2 separate regions of the Homo sapiens genome follow, and region 2 is linked to region 1. A link is an interaction called in ENCODE POLR2A ChIA-PET data of the cell type or tissue named here. Cell type or tissue: Panc1. All regions are shown on one strand. Links, peaks and the distances in the headings refer to the core of each region. The heading gives the core; the rest is flanking DNA. Region 1 has its middle 100 kb from the start of SPIN1. Region 2 has its middle 15 kb from the start of SPIN1.

Region 1 (10,587 bases), core at 3,130-5,629:
TTCAGGTGCCTGCTCAGAGGATGAGTCAAGAGTCAGGAATTTCAGAGGGGACCACTATCAGCAGGGGAGCCCTGTAGCTCAAATGGCCTTAGGTGTTATGTCTCCCTAAGTTTCTGCCCTCCCTCCCTAACCCACCCCTAATGTCCCCATTTTATTTTTCTTTAAATTTATTATTATAATTATTACTTTTAGAGACAGAGTCTTCCAGGTGGAATTTGCTCTTCCAGGTGGCTTTCTTCTGGAAAGCCCATAGGCTGAAATGGAAGGATTCTCAGGCTGGCCACCTGAGAGCAGCCACGCAGGGAGACTGTTCACAGCACGGAACAGAGAGCAGCCCATGGAAGGTCAGGCAGGGCTCCATCTGCAGAAGCAAGGAAGGGAAGGATGGGGAAAGGGCTGCCAGAAAGGGAAGGTAGAGAAGAGAAAAACCAAGAAGCAGAAAGGGCAACCAAGTTTATGAAGCTTTACCACAGGGCGGCCAGGTCTCAACTAGTATTAGAGTTATTTCAATATTTTAAAAAAAAAGAAAACTGAGTATACAGTGAGTTGCAGAGAAATACAGCCCCTAGCAACACACATATATAAGAGATAGCAGGCCAAAACAGGGAAAGCACAGAGTCAAGGCAGAGAGCACGCCACTCCTGGCCAAGAACAAATTCAAACCCACCCTGCTGAGAAGCTGCTGGTCAACAACTCTTCCTGACCCAGCACATTTGTAGTTCTAGCTACTATTTAATTTCATCCTCAAGAGGTTCATAGTAGTGGAAAGAGTGGAAACCAGAAAATAGAGAAATTAAAATAAAGCACCAAGCCCTGTCCTTCTTTAAAGTGGCATTGAACGCATTTAACTCTGCTTATTCCTGGAATCCAGTGATGGCCACACTACAGGGATTTAAACAAAATGGCAATAAACTATGAACCCATAAAGATGAAGAAAACAAGAGCAACAACAACAACAACAAACTTTGAAGCTAGAAAGCAATTAGATGAGTGAAACTGACTCATCAGGCTTATGAGGGCCAAATCCAAGATCAAAAGGAAAGCTGGAAATTAGGGAAATCACAAGCATCCCACTTGTGACACCCCATTTCCCAAAAGCTCCCAGATGAGGGAAGAGTGGGGAGTCACTTGAGGGGGGCTCATGTGAAAGGGGTTTAAGAAGCAGGCAGATCCTGAGATGCCCTCAGCCTTCACCTGCTGGAGCTTGCCACCTATCAGGGAGAAACTTGGATGTTCACTTGGTGGAGAGAGTTCTCAACAGAGAGCGACATCGAAGGTCTTGAGAAGTGCATCAGAACAGAAGGACTAAGTAACTGTCAGCACACAGCTTACTGAACTCAAAGATACCCAACCCACTTCAACCCCTAGGCTTTCAGATCTATTGATGTCAAACATTTAGTGTCCAGGCAGAAAACTAGAATTTTCTTTTCTTGCTTGCTTTTTTTTTTTGGGGGGGGGGGGGGACAGTGTCTTGCTCTGTCACCCAGGCTGGAGTGAAATGGTGCCATCTTGGCTCACTGCAACCTCCGCCTCCTGGGTTCAAGCAATTCTCCTGCCTCAGCCTCCCAAGTAGTTGGGATTACAGGCACCCACCACCACACCCGGCCAATTTTTATATTTTTAGTAGAGATAGGGTTTTGCCATGTTGGCCAGGCTGGTCTCAAACTCCTGGCCTCAAGTGATCTGCCCGCCTCAGCCTCCCAAAGTGCTGGGATTACAGGCATGAGCCACTGTGCCCAGCCAAAATTAGAAGAATTTCCAGTGAAGTATCTAACCTGCCTCAGGGAAAAAACCTAAAGATGCTGACCTCAGAGTTTCCCTAGCAGATAAAAGACCAACTTAGGGGCTGGGCGCGGTGGCTCACGCCTGTAATCCCAGCACTTTGGGAGGCCGAGGCGGGCGGATCACGAGGTCAGGAGATTGAGACCATCCTGGCTAACAAGGTGAAACCCCGTCTCTATTGAAAATATAAAAAATTAGCCGGGCGTGGTGGCGGGCACCTGTAATCCCAGCTACTTGGGAGGCTGAGGCAGGAGAATGGCGTGAACCCGGGAGGCGGAGCTTGCAGTGAGCAGAGATCGCGCCACTGCACTCCAGCCTCGGCGAAAGAGCGAGACTCTGTCTCAAAAAAAAAAAAAAAAAAAAAAAAAAAAAAAAAAAAGACCAACTTAGGTTATTTTACAGTGAAGCTCAAAATCATGAAGCCCATCTAAGTGCTCAGAGCTCCCAACACCTTTTTGTCCTCCTTTCTTAATCCAGGCAGCCAAAAATTACCAGACATCTGAGGAAAGCATCTAACATGGAAGAAAGGGACCAAACCAGCAAACAAACGCACAAGCATCTGAAAACAACACAGAATAAACACAGATAATGCAAGAAGATTTTAAGAAACAAAAACCAATCATTAATATCTTCAGAGAGATATGAGAAACAATAACAAGGTACTATGAAAAATAAATGTTTAGAGTGTTAGAGGGTTCTTAATTATAGTAGAAATTTTAAAACTCAGGATAAGGGTTAGATGAAAAAGTTGAGGAAATCACCCAAAAATTAAAATAAAAAGACAGATGGAAAACACGAGTGAAAAGAAAAAAAAAAAATCATAGGATGAGGCCTAGATCTGAACAGAAGTTTCTGAAAGAGCGAGAGAGAAAAAAAAAGGAAATCTACAGGGAAATAATTTGAGAAAATGTCTCTCACTAAAAGACACAAATTTCCAGATTGAAAGAGTACCTGGCACAATGGATGAAGACAGTTCCACATCCAGGCACTACAGTGTGAAATTTCATAGCCCAGGGATAAAGATTTTACAAGCTTTCAGGTAGAAAAGACAGTCACTCACACAGGATATGAATTAGAATGGTGCCACATTCAACAGCTAGAAGACAGTGTAGCCAGCTTTCAAAATGCTATGAGAATGGCATCCAGGATTTCTATATCCAGCCAAACTATCAATCAAAAAGGGTAGAATAATGACATTTTCAGACATGCAATGTGACATGCACCCTTCCTCCAGAACCTACTGAAGAATATACTCAACTTCAGTGAGAGTGTAAACCAGGAAACAAGAGATGCAGCAATGGATAGCAGAAAAGGGGATCCCTAAGATGATGGGAGGGGATGTCTCAGGGCAGGGACAGAGCCCCAACATAGAGGGAAGCCAGTCCAACCAGATTGATTGAACCAGCATGACCAAGAGAAGGAGAGGTATCATCACCAGAATCCCTGTTGCTATTTTGTTATCCTTTTAACCTGAGAATTCAATCATGTTAGCTTGCCTCAGATTCTTTTCTATATATATGTGATTTGTTTTGATCATGAGACTTCTGACAGCCCTTCCATGTCTGTCTGAGTACTTTCATTTCATCCCACAACATGATTTACTTTGATGTTTGCCTAAAAGGTAGGTATAAGCCACACTAAGCTTAGAAAAACAAAATTCAGAGCAGCCCACTTTCTCTGACCATATTCCTGCCAGATATGCAAGTCCTAGCCCTATCACAGCTGCCCCAAATGGAGTAAGTCCCCTGTTTCCCAGGGCTGTCTCACGACCTCGCCCCAAACTAGGGCCAGATTACATCCCAGAAATTCTCTACAGCTTCTTTTCCGCTGAAAATCTTTATCTAACGATGACAATATTGACCTTCTCTTAGATGGCTAGTTTTGTGCTTGCTACTCAGATTTCAAAGCTAAGCAATATATTTTTTTTCCCACTGCATAAATAAATGGTAGAATAATGTACTGGGGTTAGGACTTCAGCACGTGAATTTTGGGAGGAAGCAATTCAGCCCATAACAGTATTATTATTATCTTTTTTTTTTTTTTCTGAGACGAGGTCTCACTCTGTCGCCAGGCTGGAGTGCAGTGGCGTGATCTCGGCTCACTGCAACCTCCACCTCCTGGATTCAAGGGACTCTCCTGCCTCAGCCTCCAGAGTAGTGGGGTTTCGCCATGTTGGCCAAGGTGGGCAGATCACAAGGTCAGGAGATCGAGACCATCCTGGCCAACATGGCGAAACCCTGTCTCTACTAAAAATACAAAAATTAGCCAGGTGTGATGGCGCACATCTGTAATCCCAGCTACTCGGGATGGGTGCCCAACCCATTTTCAAATTTTTATAATAAAAGTATTAAAGAGGCCAGGTGAGGTGGCTCACGTCTGTAATCACAGCAGGAGACGGGATAAGGGTAATCACCCCAGCACCTGGACTCATTTAGATTAAATAAATTTACTGAGGCTCCAGAGGAAGGGCTTCAGGACTCAGACCTTAGTTATAGATTAAAAGAAGTTAATCACTAATGTCTTCAGATGAATTCACACTTACACATAGACATATAGCTTAGCCGGGCGTGGTGGCTCATGCCTGTAATCCCAGATTTCAGGGAGGCAGAGGTGGGAGGATAGCTTGAGCCCAGGAGTTTGAGGCTTGCCTGGGCAATATAATGATACCCTGTTCTCCACAAAAAGGAAAAAAAAAGCAGACAAAACAAACAAACAAAAAAGACATATAGCTTTGAAGGTGTATAAGCTCTGGAAAACTTTGTAATTTTGAGTTGTTCTGGCAATAGTTTCCAGGCCTTCTCCCTGTAACTGGTTGCAGAAAATAAAAACTCTCTTCCTCCCCAGTTCGTCTGCATCTCACTACTGGGCCACAAGAAATAGCAGCCTAACCCTCAGTTTGGTCAGGGGACAACTGCACTCCAGTGTGGGTGACAGAGCAAGACTCTGTCTCAAAATAAACAAAAGAAAGCAGAAGAGGACTTGGGTAAGTGTTTGAAAAACAGAGGAGGTATGTGTGCACCAGGGGGCAGGAATCTTGAAGGTCATCTCAGAATTCTACCTGCCCCAGAGATATTTAGGGTAAACAGGTGGGTAAAAATTGGAGCTCACTGGAGGATCAGGCACCAAAGAATTTGACTATAAGAAATCCTTTATCTGGCCAGGTGTGGTGGCTCATGCCTGTAATCCCAACACTTAGGGAGGGCAAGGCAAGTGGATCACTTAAGGTCAGGAGTTTGACACCAGCCTGGCCAACATGGCAAAACCCCATCTCTACTAAAAATACAAAAATTAGTCGGGCATGGTGGTGTGCACCTGTAGTCCCCGCTACTTGGGAGGCTGAGGCAGGAGAATCACCTAAACCCAGGAGGCAGAGTTGCAGTAAGCTGAGATCACGCCACTACACTCCAGCCTGGACGACAGGCTTTTTTTGAGACTCTGTCTCAAAAAAAAAAAAAAAAAAAAAAGAAAAGAAAAAAGAAATCCTTTATCTGGTACATTAATGTGCTAAGCTTGTTATTCAAGCTAGATGTTATTATGTAGGGACTTTATTTTTACGTAGCCATCATTGTATTGATCTCAAAAACTCTCTTTTGTTCAAAGCCTAAGTAACCTCAACCCCTAAAATTGGGGCGCCTCCCTGATACATGAGCTGTGGACCAGTAGTGCGGCAGAGGCAGAGCAGGCCAGCTGTTCTTGGTTTGCCCCCAGACTCGCTTTTGGCCAGGGAGGCTGCCCCTGACTCCACCGCCCCCAAGGGGCAGCATCACCTGAGCTCCCTTGCCTCTGGCTTCTAGCTGGGGTCAGCCAGCACAAGGCAACAGTAAGGAACAAGGGTGGGAGGAGAGAAAGATGACAAGGAAGTTGTTCTGCTCCTCCTCCCTTGCTGCAGCCTGGACTGGCTGTGTTCCATGTGGTCCTGTCCCTGGCTCCAAGCCCTCACCAGCTTCTGATCCCAGCAAACATTCTTCTTGCCCTTCAGGGCTGGGAGTAACCACTACCCAGTCTTTATAGTCCCTGGTGCCTCCCCATCCTTTGTTGGTTTCTTTACCCAACTCTATAAAGAATCTCTTCATTAAACTCTTTTCAGATAAATTATTAATACCTTTAGTGTGTCCTGCCAGGATTGTGACAGATACAGACAGATGACACATGAGTGATCTTCCTCTGTCTTTTGATTCCTGGATGTTATTTATATTTTGATGTATTTAGAACAAACATACATACATGTATATGTATACATAAAGAGCCTTAAACATCTAACAACTAAATGACCTGACCTATGCCAGGTGCGGTGGCTCATGCCTGTAATCCCAGCACTTTGGGAGGCCAAAGCGGGCAGATCACGAGGTCAGGAGATCGAGACCATCCTGGCTAACACGGTGAAACCCCATCTCTACTAAAGATACAAAAAATTAGCCGGGTGTGGTGGCGGGCACCTGTAGTCCCAGCTACTTGGGAGGCTGAGGCATGAGAATGGTGTGAACCTGGGAGGCGGTGTTTGCAGTGAGCCAAGATTGTGCCGCTGCACTCCAGCCTGGGCAACAGAGCGAGACTCTGTCTCAAAAAAAATAAAATAAAAATAACCTGACCCAAAGCACTGGGAATTTGCTGGGGAATCCTAGAAGGTCATAGAAATCAGACACACCGAGGCCTATGATGGTGAAGATGTGGGAATCCATCTCCTCTGTTTGTGCTCTCTGGTTCCCAGTCTCTAAGATATCCCCAAAACGAGAGTGTCTGAAAAGATAAATAGAGATGCTTCCAGCACAGTTGTTGCACAACAAACTACATCAAAACTTAGTGGCTTAAAACAACCACCACGTCTTTAGCCCACAGATCTGTGATTCGGGCAGGGCTTGGTGGGACGGCACAGCTTTGCTCCATGTGATGGAACCTTGTGGTGGCTGCACGTTGGTGCCCTAGACAGTGGCCCCAGAGTAGCCAGTCCACTTGGACAGTGGCTTAGGGCTCCTGAGAGAGAGCCAAGCAGAAGCTGGGTTGCTCTGAAGATTTGACCAACCTAGGCTCATTCCCTCCTGTTGCCCTCATTTCCTCCTGTTGCCTTGCTCTGGCTGACCCCAGCAAGGAAGCTCAGGTGATGCTGCCCATGGGGGTTGGCAGTGGGGGGAAGCCTCTCTGGCCAAAAGTGAGTCTGGGGGGAAACCAAGAAGCCACGCAGTTTCTTCCTCTGGCCGGAGTCACAAAGGCTCAACCTGGTTACAGGTGAGAGAACAGAGATGCAACGTCTTGGTCGGGGGTGACAAGGCTCAGGAGGAGCCCATGGGACCAGAAATGCAGTTGTGGCCAATCTGAACAAATAGAATCTGCCACAAAGACATTAAGGAAATCAATCCCCAAGTGTGAGAATCAACAGCGCCCACTCCATGGCGCCCTGCTACAGTCATGTTGGAGCGCCCTCCCTCCCCAGGCCTGCACGGCAGCAGCTAGAACGCGACTGCACACTCAGGCTGCTTTAGAGACCTTGTCACCTTTACACCATTGCACGAAGGCATTACTGCCTTGTTCTGCATTAAATCTCAGCTGTCACATAAATCAGTGACAACTACCAGTTAATTACTTCTGGAAGAAAGCTACACAGAGTTTCATTTTTTTTTCTTTGCTAGTGATGAATAATTTTCCTTTGAATCACACATTGGAATATGGCAGAATATGGTCCTTTCATTTTCAAAACCTTGCATCGGTGACAAAAAATAAAATAAAGGAGAGATCTTGCGTATCCATCACACTGGAAGCTGAGCACCGTATTCCATTGCATAGTTTCCAGAATTCCCACGTGTGCGTGAATGTACATGAGCATTCCCTGTCAATGTCACTTTAAGGGCAAATCTTTCTCCCCCTCCATCAGACAGTCTTCACCAAACAAGCATTTCTGGAGTAACCTACTCTTCAAGAACAACCTGGAGTGCACGCTGGGTCCTGTGGGCGCAAAGGTTACAATGATAGAGACTATTCTGGCTGTGCTGAGACCTGCAGCCCAGGCTGGATCCAGTGTCCAGCGAGCCTGAGGCCTGTCCATTCTACAAGTCCATACATTCATGATGCTCATCTCTCCCTCAAGACTTGCCAAACTCTGACCAGGCGTGGTGGCTCACACCTGTAATCCCAGCACTTTGGGAGGCTGAGGCTGGCAGATCTCCTGAGGTCAGGAGTTCAAGACCAGCCTGGCCAACATGCCTAAACCCTGTCTCTACTAAAAACACAAAAAATTCACTGGGTGTGGTGGTGCATGCCTGTAATCCCAGCTACTCAGAAGGCTAAGGCAGGAGAATAGTTTGAACCCAGGAGGGAGGTTGCAGTGGGCCGAGATGACACTATTTCACTCCAGCCTGGCTAAAAGAGTGAGACCCCATCTCAAAAAATAACAACAAAAAAGAGTTGCCAAACTCTGCTCAAGGTCTCCTCTGTGATTCCAGGTTTCTTGCCTCTCGATGGGCACACAGTGGTAACCCCTCCTTCACGCAATTCAACCCGCCTAGGTGCTCCTGCCCTTTGTCTCATCTCCCATCTCTCCTCCTAGTTCCCCTTTAATTGTCCCCCTTTGGTCTACTAATGAATCAATAACTCCATTGTCCAGATTTGGGGAAAAGCTCTTCCCAGTTCCTCCCATGACTAAAACCTGTTTTTCTCTAAGATGTCCCAAACCTTGAAGCCGTCTCTAAGAGACCTTCTCCAATCTTTTAGTCATCCTGGGGGCCAGAAAGGCCTTTTGCCCACCTGTCTTCAGCAATCCCGTCTTGGACTCTCTCTTTCTCCTCCCGAAAGCCCCGTCTCACTGCTGACACCACGTCTCCCCCATGTCCCTCTGCTGTCTCCAGGGCCTGTGCCTCCCTGAGGCTTGCCCAGCATTGATGCCTTCAGCACTCTCGAGAATCCTTTGAAGAATTTTCATTTCAAAACCCTTGGCTGCCCTCAAATGGCCTTCCAAACCTGCTGGGCAGGTGGCAGTAGCTACCCTTGACCCATGAGAAACCCCAGCTTGCAAAGGTGTCCTGACGAGCCCTCCCACCTTACAGTCCAAGTGACAGGGCACAGGCTGAACGCAGGTACCTGGTCCCATAGAGCTGTTTATGGTTGGCCCAGCCTAAGGCAACTGTGATTTAGTACAGTTTGGGAGGACACGTCTGAAGTCATCAGACACCCTTAACCCTGCTCCCAAACCACCCCCGTTTCAGTGCCTCCATCTCCCATTGATGGTGACGCTGGGATGTTGTCTACTCCTCAGCATGGCAGTGAGCGAAACTCACACAGTCCATTCATTTGTATTAGTACATATGTTGAAATGTGTTCTCACTGATCAAAAATAAATTCCAGTGCATGGTTTTCACACACAGCATAATGTTGTGTCTGTAAGATGATAACAGACAAACTCATTAGCTAAAAATGCTCTGCATAAAGTGGGGGCTGAGAAGTAGGCAAGAGAAATCAGTAGCTGAGATTCTACATAAAAAAACATCTGTTAAGACTGAGGGACCAGGCCTGGCTGCTTACAGTGGCATCTCCTGGGAACTTGTGAGAAAATGCAGAGATTCAGCTCACCCTTGAGCTGTTGAATCAAAACCTTCATTCAACAATACCCCCAGGTGATTCGTGTCCACATTAGTTTGATGAGCACAGGCTGGATGACAGAGAAGGTGGGAGGAGGGAGTGTGTGTGTAGAGCATCATTGACATATAATTCCATCTTAGAAAAAAATTCCATGTTACATTTCAAAAGGCATCTGCCAATGGAACCAGATGTTTTGCCTTGATAAATAAAGACTGCATCCAACCAGATAAGGACATAATCATACACACTCTTCCACTATCGGGCCTCACCAGAGGACTCTGTGACTATTAAAAGAGCAGGACTTCAGCAGATCAAAACAGCTGTCTTAACAGACACGGTCTTGCTGTCACTCCTGATCAGCACCCAGCATCTGCCACCGAACGTTCTGCCCACATCAGACTCTTCCTTGAAAGACTGGTGGATCTCCTGGGCCACACAAGGATATTCTTTTTGTCTACATTGCTCTCCCTGGACTGGTTCATTAGCCCGTTCCTATCCCCTTCTTCTTTTTAAAAACTTTGGGCTGGGTGCGGTAGTTCAGGTGTGTAATCCCAGCACTTTGGGAGGCAGAGGTGGGCGGATCACAAGGTTAGGAGATCGAAACCATCCTGGCTAACACGGTGAAACCCCATCTCTACTAAAAATACAAAAAATTAGCCAGGCGTGGTGGCAGGTGCCTGTAGTCCCAGCTACTCGGGGGGCTGAGGCAGGAGAATGGCTTGAATCTGGGAGGCGGAGCTTGCAGTGAGCCGAGATCGCGCCACGGCACTCCAGCCTGGGTGACAGAGCAAGACTCTGTCTCAAAAAAAAAAAAAAAAAACAAACAAACAAAAACAAAAAAAAAAAAAAAAACCAACTTTGGCGCACTGGCTCACACCTGTAATCCCAGCACTTTGGGAGGCCGAGGTGGGTGGATCACGTGAGGTCAGGAGTTCGAGACCAGCCTGGCCAACATGGCAAAACCCTGTCTCTATTTAAAATACAAAATTTAGCTGGGCGTGGTGGCGAGTGCCTGTAATCCCAGCTATTTGGGAGGCTGAGGCAGGAGAATCGCTTGAACCTGGGAGGCAGAGGTTGCAGTTAGCCGAGATCACACCACTGCACTCCAGCCTGGGCAACAGAGTGAGACTCTGTCTCAAAAAAAAAAAAATTTTTTTTAATTTGTTTGTAGAGATGGTATCTCATTATGTTTTCCTGGATGGTCTCCAACTCTTGCATTCAAGTGATCCTCCCACCTTG
Region 2 (10,587 bases), core at 3,269-5,768, 86 kb after region 1:
GACCATTCTGGTTAACACAGTGAAACCCCGTCTCTACTGAAAATACAAAAAATTAGCCGGGCGTGGTGGCGGGTGCCCGTAGTCCCAGCTACTTGGGAGGCTGAGGCAGGAGAATGGCGTGAACCCGGGAGGTGGAGCTTGCAGTGAGCCCAGATTGTGCCACTGCACTCCAGCCTGGGCGACAGAGCAAGACTCCATCTCAAAAAAAAAAAAAAAAAAAAAAAAGAAAGGATATATAGGTGACATGCCCGCAATGGAAAATTCTGTACCCTGACACATAGGCAGTAAGGGGAACAGAGCAATATGGAGTAACTCAAGCTAAGGAAGGGCCCGTGTGCACATTAGGAAGATGGGGTGGAGCTACCAGAAATTTGCACCTTATGCAAATGAGATGCCCAGGCCTCATAGGTTTCTCATAAAAGCCTTTGCATTTAACTGTAAAAACAGCAAGGCTGGGCACAGTGGCTCACGCCTGTATTCCCAGCACTTTGGGAGGCTGAGGCGGGCGATCACCTGAGGTCAGGAGTTTGAGACCAGCCAGGCAAACATGGTGAAACCCGGTCTCTACTAAAAATACAAAAATTAGCTGGGTGTGGTGGCAGGCACCTGTAATCCCAGCTATTTGGGAGGCTGAGGCAGGAGATCGCACCATTGCACTCCAGCCTGGGCGACAGAGCAAAACTGTCTCAAAAAAAAAACAAAAAAAAAAAACAGCAGCCTGGGCGGTGGCTCATGCCTGTAATCCCAGAACTTTGGGAGGCCTCTAAGTCTTCAACTCCTATTAACACGACATCATCATTAGCACAACATCACCCCAAGTCCTCTGGCCAGGCATGGTTCCTTTTGTGCAGATGATCTGGGAAGTACCCACTGATGTATTCCCACCACGAACACCCAGATTTCCTTGTTCTGCAGTGGTTCACTCTCAACCCAGGAATCTGAAGCAATAATTTCTAAATCATGTAGTTTGAGGGGGAGAGGTGATGACAATGTTGACATATTTAATTGATAACTAAGGCATAGAAAAATCAGCTAAACTTGGGCCATTTTTTCATATGTAGGTAACAGCTACACACACACGCGTGCGCACATGGTACATTCACATATGGGCATGCTCAACAGGTTTTTAACTGCCCAAACACACTTGGAATTCATCTGTGTAGAACATTCCAACACTCCTGCCTCAAAGGATGATCAGAAGACTGAAGATAATGAACACAGTTCTTGGCCTTTGGTTTGCAAAATAGGCTTCTGAGATCTCAAGGCAGAGATTTTAGTTTGAGACAACAAAGTTTTGAAGTCTGCAAGGTCTGTTTGAGACTCAAATGCCAAATTTCTTTTTTCTTTTCTTTTTTTTTCTCTTAAATGTCAAATCTCTAAAGATATATCTACTTTAGGAATATGGAAAGATTGGATGAGATCAGCGCTCTCCTGTCCCGTGATAAAGATCCCTTCCTCTGCCTGGGCAGGAGAAAGTTGGTGATGCCATGAAAGGTGGAGGGCTTTGGATCAGGGCATGAGAGTGTTTGTTCTCTAGGAGTTAGTGTGTTGGCTGAGTCTTGGGGTGTCCCTTCTGTCCTGGCCTGGCTACACCTTAACTCATTTATGCTGGAGGTTGCAATTTTTTGTGTGAAAAGTCAGATCTTGGCAATGATCTTGAGCAGTAGGATATAAATAACTCCCACAAGCTTAGAGTTCCAATAATGGAACACTAGTTAAGTATTATCTGGGATGTGTATTATCTGCTGGAATGCCAAGGCTCCCCTGTCTGTGCCCCAGCCTTTGTGCAGCCCTCAGACTCATCGTGACACCGAGAGAGGTTGTGGGCAGGCCTAGCATCCCCACTGAAGCTGGGCACTTATCATGTACACTCTGACTATAGTCAGTAGATGACCTAGTCTTGGAGGAAAACTGTGAAAGTAACCACCCCTCAAGGTCACTGTTTGAAAGCACTGTGGTTTCTTAGATTTAATCTATTCTATTACATGCTGGTGATTTATGGTTTTCACATCAAAGAAGTGAGCACTTACACTTTATACCCTCAGGGCAAATCTGGCCAGGGGAGGAGGGGATTGGTTGGTCTCTCACACACAGGAACAGACAGTCTCAAACACAGATGCACATGGAGAACTAGTAATCCTTTGGAAAGCTTGTCTTTTGTTTTAAGGAAATTATCTGTGGGCTAGCTATATAAACTAACATTTACACTTGATAGAGAATGAAAGTGGAATATTTTGATTATTTGACATTGTGAGCCATATGAAAAACATGTTTAAAGACAAAATAGGCGGGCTGGGTGCGGTGGCTCACGCCTGTAATCCCAGCACTTTGGGAGGCCGAGGAGGGTGGATCACCTCAGGTCAGGAGTTCGAGACTAGCCTGGCCAACATGGTGAAACCCCGTCTCTACTAAAAAATACAAAAGTTAGCTGGGCGTGGTGGCTCATGCCTGTAATCCCAGCTACTCGGGAGGCTGAGGCAGGAGAATGGCTTGAACCCAGTAGGCGGAGGTTGCAGTGAGCCAAGATTGTGCCATTACACTCCAGCCTGGGTGACAAGAGCAAAACTCCGTCTCAAAAAAAAAAAAAAAAAAAAAGACAAAATAGGCTGGGCTTGGTGGCTTGCCCCTGTAATCCCAGTACTTTGGGAGGCTAGGGTAGGCAGATCACCTGAGGTTAGGAGTTGGAGACTAGCCTGGCCAACATGGCAAAACTCCGTATCTACTAAAAATACAAAAATTAGCCAGGCATCATGGCGTGCGCCTGTATTCCCAGCTGTTTGGGAGGCTGAGGCATGAGAACCACTTTTACCAGGGAGGCAGAGGTTGCAGTGAGCTGAGATCGTGTGCCACTGCACTCCAGCCTGGGCGACAGAGACTCTGTCTCAGAAATAAATAAATAAAGACAAAATCAAAATTAATCCTCTCCAGTGCTTAAGGTTTTATTCTATAATTTGAAGTTTTTAAACATAAAAGTGTTTAAACTTTTATGTTTCAAAGTGTTCAAGTGTTTCTGAACATGAGAGTAGAAAAATGCATTATCTTAGTATGGGAAAGATGTTTCTAAACATTGTAAAAACTAAAGAAGCAGTGTAAGAAAATAGTGCCAAATTTGATTATACACAAATTTTAGGCCAGGTATGGTGGCTCATGCCTGTAATCCCAGCACTTCAGGAGGCTAAGGCACGAGGATAACTTGAGCCCAGGAGTTTGAGACTGCAAGACCTCCTCTCTACAAAAAATAGCAAATTGGCTAGGGCATGATGTTATGTGCCTGGGACCTCATTTACTTGGAACGCTGAGGTGGGTGGATTGCTTGAGCCCTAGAGGTTGAGGACACAGTGAGCTGATGATTGCACCACTGCAGGAAAATAAATACCATAAACAAAATAAAAACCGAAATAAAAAATTGGTTAAAAATTTTGCTACATATGTGACAACAGACTAATATTCTTCAACATGTAAGGAGTTCCTGTAAATCAAGGAAAAAAGACAAAATCCAAATAGATTAGACCACAACATGGACAATTTACAAGAAATAAATTTCCAATTTTTTTTGTTTTATTCTCTTAACAGCTTTTTTGAGATACATTTCATGTACTATATACTTTACTCATTTAAATCATACAATTCAGCTTTTATATATTCATACTTATGCATCTATTATCATAATCAATTTTGGAATATTTTTATTACTCCAGAAAGAAATGTAAGCACTTGACAAGTTCTTCCTGCCCATTGTGTAACTGCCCAGCGGGTTCACCTTGCCCTCTGCCTAGACAGAGCTGATTTATTAAGACAGGGGAATGGCAATACAGAAAGAGTAATTCACTCAGAGCCAGCTGTCCAGGAGACTAGAGTGTTATTATTACTCAAATCAGTCTCCCTGAGCATTCAGGGAGCAGAGTTTTTAAGGACAATTTTGTGGGTTGGGAAAAGCCGGTGAGCTGGGAGTGCTGATTGGTAGGGGATGAAATCACTGGGAGTGAGAGCTGTCTTCTTGGACTGAGTCAGTTCCTGGTTGGGGAAAATAAGATCAGATGAGCCAGTTTATTGATCTGGGTGGAGCCAGCTGACACATCAAGTGCAGGGTCTGCAAAATATCTCAAGCTCTGATCTTAGGAGCAACTTAGAGAGGGTCAGAATCTTGTAGCCTCCAGCTGCATGACTCCTAAACCATAATTTCTAATCTTATGGCTAACGTTAGTCCTACAAAGGCAGTCTAGTCCCCAGGCAAGAAGGAGGTCTGCTTTGGGAAAAGGACTATTAGGGTCTTTGTTTTAAACTATAAACTTTAAACTATAAACTATAAATTAAGTTTTTCCCAAAGTTAGTTCAGCCTACCCCCAGGAATGAACAAGGACAGCTTGGAGATTAGAAGCAAGATGGAGTTGGTTAGGTTAGATCTCTTTCACTGTCTCAGTCATAATTTTACAAAGATGGTTTCAATTGCAAAGACAAAATTATAATAATTCACTGAGACCACGAAATTGCAGTAAAGGAAGACTTCAATTGATGTGAGGCTGGTCACATCACATGAGAGACGGAGTTACTACTCAAATCAATATTACCAAAGGCTTAAAGGTTAGGGTGTTTTAAAGATAGTTCGGTGGGCAGGGAGTGAGGTTATAGGTGCTGATGATTGGTTGAGGATTCAATCATAGGGGTATGGAAAATGATCCTTATGTCTGAGTCGGCTTCTTGGTGGGTGCCCCAGGACTGGCTGAGTCATGGGCCTGGGTGGGGCTATCTAGTAGTAAAAAATGCAAAGTCTGGAAAGACATTTCAAAACGCCAATCTTAGGGTCTACGTAGTGATGTTATTTACAGGAATAATTGGGGAAGTTGCTAATCTTGTGACCTCTGGAATAATGTCTGGTAGCCATTTAAGTAATTTTGCAAAGGCAGTTTCAGAAACCATGTACTCCTTAGCCATTACCCCTCAATTCCCCATTCCCCCCAGTCCTAGGCATCAATATAATTTGTCTCTATGAATTTGTCTTTCAATTCATGAATATAGGATGCTTTTAAACTTATTTTGGACTTTAATTACCTTCAACATTATTTTATTCTTTTGGAATCTGTTATAAGTAGAATTGTTTTCTTAACTTCATTTTCAGTTTGTTCATTGCTACTGTATAGAAATACAACTGATTTTTATATATTGATCATACATCCTAAAACCTTGCTGAACTCATTTATTAGTTCTAAGAGTTTTTTTTTTTTTTTTTTTTTGAGACAGAGTTTCGCTCTTGTTGCCCAGGCTGGAGTGCAATGGCACTATCTCCTGAGTAGCTGTGATTACAGGCATGTGCCACCACACACGGCTAATTTTGTATTTTTAGTAGAGATGGGGTTTCTCCGTGTTGGTCAGGCTGGTCTCGAACTCCTGACCTCAGGTGATCCGCCTGCCTCAGCCTCCCAAAGTGCTGGGATTACAGGCATGAGCCACCGCATCTGGCCTGTTAGTTCTAAGAGTTTTTTAGAGGATTCCTTAGGAACAAATTACTTTTAAATATATGAAAAGAGATCAACTTCTCCTATACTAATAAGATAAATGCAAATCCAGATTACCACAGGATATGATAAATTCACCTACTAAATTGGCAGATCTAAAATTTTGATATCATTGTGTAGATGATATCATTGTGTAGGTGTTGTATCTATTAAGACAAATACTCATACTTTGTCTTCAGAATTCTGAAACCGCCATTGCAAAAGTATAACCGAGACAGTAGAAGAGATCTAACCTAAGACTATACTTTCAGGGATCATTTCTATAGTTCGTTACTAAAGAAGTTTCTCTGAACGTGTAGAGCACCGGTACAAACAAATGGAAGAACATTCCATGCTCATGGATAGGAAGAATCAATATCGTGAAAATGGCCATACTGCCCAAGGTAATTTATAGATTCAATGCCATCCCCATCAAGCTACCAATGACTTTCTTCACAGAATTGGAAAAAACTACTTTAAAGTTCATATGGAACCAAAAAAGACCCCGCATTGCCAAGTCAATCCTAAGCCAAAAGAACAAAGCCGGAGGCATCACACTACCTGACTTCAAACTATACTACAAGGCCACAGTAATCAAAACAGAATGGTACTGGTACCAAAACAGAGATATAGACCAATGGAACAGAACAGAGCCCTCAGAAGTAATACCACACATCTACAACTATCTGATCTTTGATAAACCTGACAAAAACAAGCAATGGGGAAAGGATTCCCTATTTAATAAATGGTGCTGGGAAAACTGGCTAGCCATATGTAGAAAGCTGAAACTGGATCCCTTCCTTACACCTTATACAAAAATTAATTCTAGATGGATGGATTAAAGACTTAAATGTTAGACCTAAAACCATAAAAACCCTAGAAGAAAACCTAGGCAATACCATTCAGGACATAGGCATGTGCAAGGACTTCATGTCTAAAACACCAAAAGCAATGGCAACAAAAGCCAAAATTGACAAATGGGATCTAATTAAACTAAAGAGCTTCTGCACAGCAAAAGAAACTACCATCAGAGTGAACAGGCAACCTACAGAATGGGAGAAAATTTTTGCAATCTACTCATCTGACAAAGGGCTAACATACAGAATCTACAAAGAACTCAAACAAACTTACAAGGAAAAAACCACCCCATCAAAAAGTGGGCGAAGAATATGACAGACACTTCTCAAAAGAAGATATTTATGCAGCCAAAAGACACATGAAAAAATGCTCATCATCACTGGCCATCAGAGAAATGCAAATCAAAACCACAATGAGATACCATCTCACACCAGTTAGAATGGCGATCATTAAAAAGTCAGGAAACAACAGGTGCTGGAGAGGATGTGGAGAAATAGGAACACTTTTACACTGTTGGTGGGACTGTAAACTAGTTCAACCATTGTGGAAGTCAGTGTGGCAATTCCTCAGGGATCTAGAACTAGAAATACCATTTGACCCAGCCATCCCATTACTGGGTATATACCCAAAGGATTATAAATCATGCTGCTATAAAGACACATGAACACGTATGTTTATTGCAGCACTATTCACAGTAGCAAAGACTTGGAACCAACCCAAATTTCCAACGATAGATTAAATTAAGAAAATGTGGCACATATACACCATGGAATACTATGCAGCCATAAAAAATGACGAGTTCATGTCCTTGTAGGGACATGGATGAAGCTGGAAACCATCATTCTCAGCAAACTATTGCAAGGACAAAAAACCAAACACTGCATGTTCTCACTCATAGGTGGGAACTGAACAATGAGAACACTTGGACACAGGAAGGGGAACATCACACACCAGGGCCTGTCGTGGGGTGGGGGGAGGGGGGAGGGATAGCATTAGGAGATACACTTAATGTAAATGACGAGTTAATGGGTGCAGCACAGCAACATGGCACATGTATCCATATGTAACAAACCTGCACGTTGTGCACATGTACCCTAGAACTTAAAGTATAATAAAAAACAAAAACAAACAAACAAACAAAAAAAAAAAATATATATATATATATATATATATATATATAGAGAGAGAGAGAGAGAGAGAGAGAGAGAGAGAGAGAGAGATCTAACCTAACTAGCTCCATCTTGCTTCTAACCTCCAAGCTGTCCTTGTTCATTCCTGGGGGTAGGCTGAACTAACTTTGGGAATAACTTAGTTTATAGTTTGAAGCAAAGATGTTAACAGCCCTTTCCCAAAACAAACTCCCTTCTTGCCTGGGAACTAGACTGTCTTTGTAGGACTAACGAATTAGTCAAAAGATTAGAAATTATGGTTTAGGAGTCATGCAGCTGGAGTCTACAAGATTCTGACCCTCCCCAGATTGTTCCTGGGGATAACAACACTATTGTAAAACCTAAGATCACTGCTTGAGATATTTTGCATATCCTGCACTTGATGGACCAGCCAGCACCACCCAGATTGATCAACTGGCTCATCTGATTTTGTGGCCTCCATTCAGGAACTGACTCAGCACAAGACTACAGCTTCAACTCCCTATGATTTCATCTCTGACCCAATCGGCACTCCCGAATCACTGGTGCCACCCCTCACTCATCAAATTATTCTTAAAAACTCTGATCCCCGGCTGGGTGCGGTGGCTCACACCTGTAATCCCAGCACTTTGGGAGGCCGAGGCGGGTGGATCACGAGGTCAGGAGTTCGAGATCAGCCTGGCCAAGATGGTGAAACCCGGTCTCTACTAAAAATACAAAAATTAGCTGGGCATGGTGGCACATGCCTGTATTCCCAGCAACTTGGGAGGCTAAGGCAGGAGAATCGCTTGAATCCAGGAGGCGGAGGTTGCGGTGAGCCGAGATCATGCCATTGCATTCCAGCCTGGGCGACAAGAGCGAAACTATGTCTTAAAAAGAAAAAAAAAAAAAGGCCGGGTGTGGTGGCTCATGCCTGTATTCCCAGCACTTTGACAGGCTGAGGCTGGCGGATCACGAGGTCGGGAGATCGAGACCATCCTGGCTAACACGGTGAAACCCCGTCTCTACTAAAAAAATACAAAAAAATTAGCCGGGTGCAGTGGCGGGCGCCTGTAGTCCCAGCTACTCAGGAGGCTGAGGCAGGAGAATGGCGGGAATCCAGAAGGCGGAGCTTGCAGTGAGCTGAGATCGCGCCACTGCACTCCAGCCTGGGAGACAGGCGAGACTCTATACCAAAAAAAAAAAAAAAAATTCTGATCCCCGAATGCCTGGGGAGACTGATTTGAGTAATAATAAAATTCCCATCTCCGTACGGCTCTGTGTGAAATACTCTTTCTCTATTGCAATTCCCCTGTCTTGATAAATTGGCTCTGTCTAGTCAGCAGTCAAGGTAAACATTTTAGGTGGTTATACATTTATAAACATACACATTTTATAAACATTTATAAAATATCCTCCTTCTCAACATAACCATCATCCCACTCCCCAATAAAATAATTATCTGTGATCGTGAAGTACCCAGTTTACTTGCTGTTTGACAATTATTTTTGAGACGGAGTTTCACTGTTGTCACCCAGGTGGCGTGCAGTGGATGCTATCTCAGCTTACTGCAACCTCCACCTCCTGGGTTCAAGGGATTCTCCTGCCTCAGCCTCCTGAGTAGCTGGAATTGCAGGCGCCTGCCACCACGCCCAGCTAATTTTTGTATTTGTAGTAGAGGCGGGGTTTCACCATGTTAGCCAGGTTGATCTCGAACTCCTGACCTCAGTGTGATCCACCCACCTAGGCTTCCGAAAGTGCTGGGATTACAGGTGTGAGCCACTGCACCCAGCCTGACAATTATTATTATGCTATCTTTTTCATGAGCACTCCATCAGGTCAAATCCTGTCTCCAAAAGTTTATTACAAGAGTCTTCTACATGGTCTCCTATATCTCAAAATTCCTCCTCTACATTTTCCTCTAGACAGCACCAGATTGACTCAGCAAAGTTTACCCCACAAACCTGACCGAACAACTTAAATGGTTTCCAACTGTATGGTGAAACTCCTTTATAAAAGTGTAGTTCTGTATAGAACTTATTTTGATCCTTGACATAACTCTGTAAGAATGGGCAAGGAGAGTTTAAATTCCCCCAATATCCTGGCGCTTCATAACCCCAGTGTCCTAATAAATCCACATGACCCAGTATTCCCTGACCATGTCATGCGTTTATTCATAATAAACAGTTGTTGAACCCTTACCGTGCTCTAGGAGTATACTGATAATGAAAACAAGAGTTTGTTGTGCCCTCTGGACTTGATAATGGGGTATGAGAACAGAGGATACACAAGTAAACAAACTGATACCTATGCAGTTACAAAAAGGATCTATGCTACAAGTAGAAACAATAAGGGTGTAAGTAAAAGGAAATAATAGTGGGCAATCTACTTGTGCGGGTGGTCAGGGGAGGCTTCTCTGAGGAGGTGACATTTAAAAGCATTTATTTGCCTGCTGTGCAGAAAATGACCTGTAGGGAGGTGGGGAGTCAGCCAAGGGAAATGGAAAGAAGCCTGGTAAGTTGACCAGATGGCTGAACTCTGCTCCTGCTGTTTCTCTCTTCAAGTTCTTCATTCAGTAAACATTTCCTGAGCACCATGTGATGTCTCCCCGCTCCCCAACCCTGTGATGTGTAAATGTTCTTGTGGATATACACTTTGTGCCCCCTCCAGAGGCTAATGAATAATGATAACTGCTGAACCAGGGAATGGAAGGGCTGTTCTGGTTTTCTTTTCTTTCTGTCTTTTTTTTTTTTGAACGGAGTTTCGCTCTTGTCACCCAGGCTGGAGTGCAATGGCGTGATCTTGGCTCACCGCAACCTCCGCCTCCCAGGTTCAAGCGATTCTTCTGCCTCAGCCTCCCGAGTAGCTGGGATTACAGGCATGCGCCACCACACCCAGCGAATTTTGTATTTTTAGTAGAGATGGGGTTTTTCCATGTTGGTCAGGCTGGTCTCGAACTCCCGACCTCAGGTGATCCGCCCGCCTCAGCCTCCCAAAGTGCTGGAATTACAGGTGTGAGCCACCGTGCCTGGCCTCTGTTTATTTTTATACAGACATGGACAGTTGTTTGAGAGAAGCCTGGAAGGGCATGGCACTACAATTTGTGATTT

What was found. Peaks named below come from ENCODE experiments on the same cell type or tissue, not always from the same donor. Only the 100,000 strongest peaks of a DNase experiment are listed, where the experiment ranks them.
Region 2: POLR2A ChIA-PET joins it to region 1 with 13 read pairs; 4 of 35 experiments call an interaction of 5 or more read pairs at or near these places.

The regions. Positions count from the first base shown.
Region 1 is chr9:88,282,499-88,293,085 of GRCh38, forward strand. No RefSeq gene overlaps it. Among named protein-coding and RNA genes, the nearest start is that of SPIN1, 100 kb to the right of the region's middle. In Panc1, for the core only: no CTCF peak of the experiment used is centred there; no DNase peak of the experiment used is centred there; H3K27ac peaks cover 592 bases.
Region 2 is chr9:88,368,521-88,379,107 of GRCh38, forward strand. It overlaps the pseudogene LOC124902359. Among named protein-coding and RNA genes, the nearest start is that of SPIN1, 15 kb to the right of the region's middle. RefSeq lists an enhancer at 9,775-10,587. In Panc1, for the core only: no CTCF peak of the experiment used is centred there; no DNase peak of the experiment used is centred there.